Linked DNA regions of Homo sapiens: region 1 is linked to region 2. Evidence: chromatin loops called from intact Hi-C (ENCODE). Cell type or tissue: Calu3. All regions are shown on one strand.

Region 1 (2,500 bases), 430 kb before region 2:
AATAGTTCCAATAGGCACTGACTTTGGCTGTAAAAGCTGGCACCATGCCAAGCCCAGAAGAGTCAGACAGTATTAGTAGGACAGAGACCTTCACTTTACTCCCAAAAGATCACAGGCCTTTCCCTGCTCCATATTCTCATATTCATCTCAGAGGTTTACATGAAAAAATTAAAATTAGTCAAGTTAATTTTCTGTCATTTAGAGCATGACAGCTCTTGCTATATCTATTCCATGAACTGCTTAACAAAATCATTGATTAGAATCACAGACTCCGGTCATCTCCAGGCTGAGGTCATGACCCATGAGAGAATGGATCGGAAGTAATAGGATACGGGACAATCGACTAACCCCTCTTCTTAAACTCTGGACTTTTGGAGAGTTGTTTTCACTGAGAAAAGCCCAAGTCCAATAGTGATAACTCAGTTCATAAGTGATGGCCTGGGACATGCTGTAGAGACTAGGTGTGGGAGGACATATTCAGAGTCCCTAGCTGAGTCAGAAATAGAACCTGCAGCTTGTCTCACAGGAGCCAAGGCCAACATGAGAGATCCTGGCAGATTGGGAAGGGACATCACATGAATCGTGCAAGAATCAGCTCATCCACCTATTTCCACACAAGCTAGGCAACTGAGGCAGAGATGGAACTACAACTTGAAAGTGAACATGAGCATATGAGAGAGGAGAAAGAGAAGAAAAGATTGAGGAGACAGCCTACACTTTCTGACACCATTACAAAGATAACTGCTCAGCCTCCAGTGGGTCCACCCTATGCTCATACCTACACAAGGGAGGCCCTGCTGACCATGTAGCTGGAATTCCTGGGACAGGGATGCATTATACTGTGGATGGAGGGAGCTTCCTAGTAGGAGAAAAGACTTTCATCCAGTAACCAATTTTACTTAGCCAAACTACAACAGAACATAGTAGAAAATTCAACTCAGGTCTTTCTAGAAGCAAGGTAAGCAAACTTAGCAAACTTGAGTCCATTCAAAAGACTCTTACCCTAAAAAAGAGTAAGAGTCTTTTGAATGGACTCATGTTTACTAAGGAGAGAAAGTAATGGGGAGGAAGAGAATGAAAAGTATTAATTTTCTTTTATCAGTTGCCTCTCTGAGTATAGAGCTGGTTCCATAGTTTGCATAAGGGTTCTATCTGTCTGGGAATATATTTTAAATTGTTGTAGAAGTAATGCAAAGAGAAAAAAAGGAATTCCTCTTCTGACTTCAAAAACAGGAATTTGTCTTGAAGGAATATTACATTATTTTACACAGATTTTTAGTATATTAAGAAATGAACTGGAAGTCTTAGAGATTAGAGTTCTATACTGTAAATATGGCTATGTCTGCTAGGCTAAGCCTGGTTTCTTCATCGCACAAGGAGAATACAAAGTAAGAGAAGTAAAAAATGAGCCCATATTTTCTCACTTAGTGGTGAGGGGAGAAGAGTAAGTGGATAGAGAGCAAAGGGAAGCAGTCAGGTAACTATATCCCAATTTTGTTGTTACAGGCTCCAATTTGGAGTTTCAGAGGTTTGTAGATAGTTTTAATAGAGCCTGAGGGAGGGAAGTCTTCTAGCCAGAGTCTTGTTTTAGAGTGTAGAAAGGAACCAGTCTTTCCTGCATAACACTGGGGCATGGCCTGCAGCATGGCTAGGCAGAGGGTGGCCTAGAAGTTTTCCTCCCTCTATGTGTTGTGATGGGACCAGGAGCCCCAGAGTATCACTGAGGGGAGCACTCAGGCTGTATGTGACCTTCTATTTGGGTGATATATGAAATTCCTTGAATCGATAGGTAATTTAATTTGCTCTTATGTAGCTCTCACTGAACTCAGGTATTTACTTCTTATGCAACTCCACACTGCTCTAAAACTGATTTTTAAATGAAAAAAAACTAGTTTTGTGCTTTCACTATTTACAAAACAAAATTCAGCACTATATAACATTTCCTCCATACCCTTGAGCAATATCTTTGGAGATGAGTTTCAAGTTACTACAGTGCTGCAGAGCAGGAAACCTTTGACTTGGAAGCCATGAACAAACCATAAAAATCCACAAAGAATGAAATGTACCCCTTTATACAGGGAGACTTATGGACGTTTTCATTTGCAAAATGTTAGAGGCAACCTTTACAACTCAAGAGGGCTGTTGTGTAAATATACTTTTTTTCTTTCAGATTCTGTGACTTAACACTTTTCAAATAGTCTAGTTCTTGAAAGTGGTTAAAGCATCTCAGATAAAGTCAGGTCATAGGTTTCCCTGGCATTTAAAGGATTTGCAAATTCCTGTGGTCTTTTTTAGAACAAGCAGCTCTATCCAAAAATAGACCATCAAAGGCTTCTACGTTAGTTTGTTCTCACACTACTGTAAAGAACTACCTGAGACTGAGTAAGTTATGAAGAAAAGACATTTAATCACCTCACAGTTCTACAGGCTTAACAGAAAGCATGACTGGGAGGCCTCGGGAACCTTACAATCATGATGGAAGGGGAAGCAAGCACCTTCT
Region 2 (2,500 bases):
ATTCTTAGGTTCCATTGCTTAACATAATCACAAACTTCTTGGAGGCTTTGGTCATTTTTCATTTATTCCTTTTCTTTTGTCAGATTCAAAGCCTTGTTCAAAGGCAATTCAAAAGCCTTGTCTTCAAGCTCTGAAGTTCTTTCTTTGACTTGTTTAATTCTATTTTTGAAAGTTAGCAGTGTATTTTGCACTTCTCTAAGTGTGTCTTTCATTTCTATAAGTTGTGATTGTTTTTGATTTATGCTACCTATATCTCTGGAGATTTTTCATCCATATCCTGTGTTATTTTTTCATTTCTTTAAGTTGGTTTTCACCTTACTCTGGTGCCTCCTTGAATAGCTTAATAATCGACCTTCTGAATTCTTTTTCTGGCAATTCAGAGATTTCTTCTGGGTTTGGATCCATTGCTGGTGAGCTAGTGTGATCTTTTGGGGGTGCTAAAGAACCTTGCTTTGTCATATTACCAGAATTGTTTTTCTGGTTTCTTCTTATCTGAGTAGACTATATCAAATGAAAGATCTGGGGCTCAAGAGCTGATATTCAGATTCTTTTGTCCCACAGGGTGATCCCTTGATGTGTGCTCTCCCCCTTCCCTTAGGAATGGGGCTTCCTGAGATTCTGACTGCAGTGGATGTCACTGCTTTTCTGGGTCTAGCCACCCAGCAGCGCTACTGAGCTCTGGGCTGGTACTGAAGAGTGTCTGCAAGGAGTCCTGTCATGTGATCCATCTTCAAGTCTCTCAGCTGTGGATACCAGCACCTGGGCCAGTGGTGGTAGCAGGGATATGAAGTAGACTCTTTGAGGGTCCATGGTTGTAGTTTTTAGTGTGCTGATTTTCTTGAATGTTGGTTGTGCTAGCAGTGAAGTTGTACCTGGACAGACTCAGGACCTCTGGTTAGCCAGGATGTTTCGGTGGTGGAATTAGCTGTTGTTTTCTCATTTCCTGGAGCAGGACTTTTCTTTTATGAGTTGATATAATCACTTGAGTGTGTTGGCCTCCAGCCAGGAGATGGCAGTTTCAAGACAGCATCAACTGCAGTAGTATAGGGGAGATACAAGCTTGCTCTAATGTCACTTGGATAAATATTTGGGTTTCTCAAGTGATGGGCAGGGCCACAGAGCTTCCAAAAGATAGTATCTTTTTTCTTTGGCTATCAGAGTGGGTAGAGAAAGACCATCAAGTAGGGGCAGGTTAGTGGTGTCTGAGCTCAGACTCTCTTTGTGTGGGACTTGCTGCAGCTGCTGTGGGTGATGGGGGTGTGGTTCTCAGGCCAATGGACCTATGTTCCCAGGGGCATAATGTCTGCCTCTGTTGCATCATACAGGTTCTCAGGGAAGTGGAGAAAGCTGGCAATGACAAGCCTCACTCGTCTCCTATGCAGCCAGCAAGGACAGTCTCAATCCCACCATACCCCACCAATAGCACCTAGTTTATATCCAGGCAGCCAACGAACAGTGCTGGGATATTGCCCCAGGCTGCATGTTTTCTAGCTGAGAAAGCAAGCAGGGCTTTCAGGCCCCACCCCTCCTTACCTGCCACAGCTTCTGTGCTCCTGTCTGTACTTCCCATTCCCTCCACCCAGGATTCTGCCCAGGAAAATTTGCACTTGGTCAAAATTATTACAAAGTTCAGCTGAAAGTTTTCTTCTACCTGTCCTTCCCCAATTCCACTGGCAGTCCTACCCAGTGACTTCAGTGAGATAAAGTCAGAAATGGCTTCCCTGCGAACCAGGAATACCTACAGGGCTTTTTCAGTACTTCTTCTACTTTTATATTTTGTTCAGCTCTCTAAATTCTTTTCAGCTCTAGGTAAGGTTAAATTCTTCTCCCATGATCTGGGTTTTCAGGTTCCCCGGTGAGGATGTGAGGATGTGTGTTAGGAGGTGGACCTTCCCCACTCACACTTTGGGCACTCACACTTTTTCAGCTGTTTCACAAAGTTTGCATCAGCAAGCTACTTCTTTCAAAAGGTCTGTGGATTCTTTCAGTTTTCCTCGTATGTTCCTGTGCTAGTTCTTGGAGTTCTTGGACTCACTATGTGAGTCTCCATATGCTGTTCTGTCCATCAGAGAGGGAGCTGCAAGTTAGTCCTGCCTCCTGTCTGCCATTATTTTCAAAAAAGAAAAACTAATTTGTAGAAATGTTTAATGTTGCTAACACTTTCTTTTTACATTTTAATTATTGAGGTATTACCTAAATCTTAATATGCCATTTCCTGTCATCCAGGATGAATTGCCAACTAACTGAGTATCCAAAGTTTGGTAGACTCGAGAATATTTATTTTATACATTCATCTCTGGGGACACCATATATCTCCCTTCCACAGATCATGCCCCTTCAGATCATATTAGTCTTCAATTCCTACACATTTCCAGCTCAGGAAAAGTGCTCTAGAGTTGGCCCTGTTTATTTGTACAAGTATGCTTTATCAGCAAGCCTATTTCAACATTTAATTTAATTTTATTTTATTATTTATTTATTTATTTTGAGACTGAGTCTC

Evidence for each region. Hi-C counts contacts between places; a loop is a spot of excess contacts. Peaks named below come from ENCODE experiments on the same cell type or tissue, not always from the same donor. Only the 100,000 strongest peaks of a DNase experiment are listed, where the experiment ranks them.
Region 1: it touches region 2 in a loop (6-fold over the local background); 1 of 110 quality-filtered maps calls a loop at or near these places.

The regions. Positions count from the first base shown.
Region 1 is chr3:98,056,194-98,058,693 of GRCh38, forward strand. No RefSeq gene overlaps it. Among named protein-coding and RNA genes, the nearest start is that of GABRR3, 22 kb to the left of the region's middle. In Calu3, no CTCF peak of the experiment used is centred here; no DNase peak of the experiment used is centred here.
Region 2 is chr3:98,481,911-98,484,410 of GRCh38, forward strand. No RefSeq gene overlaps it. Among named protein-coding and RNA genes, the nearest start is that of OR5K2, 15 kb to the right of the region's middle. In Calu3, no CTCF peak of the experiment used is centred here; a DNase peak (open chromatin) is centred at 1,491.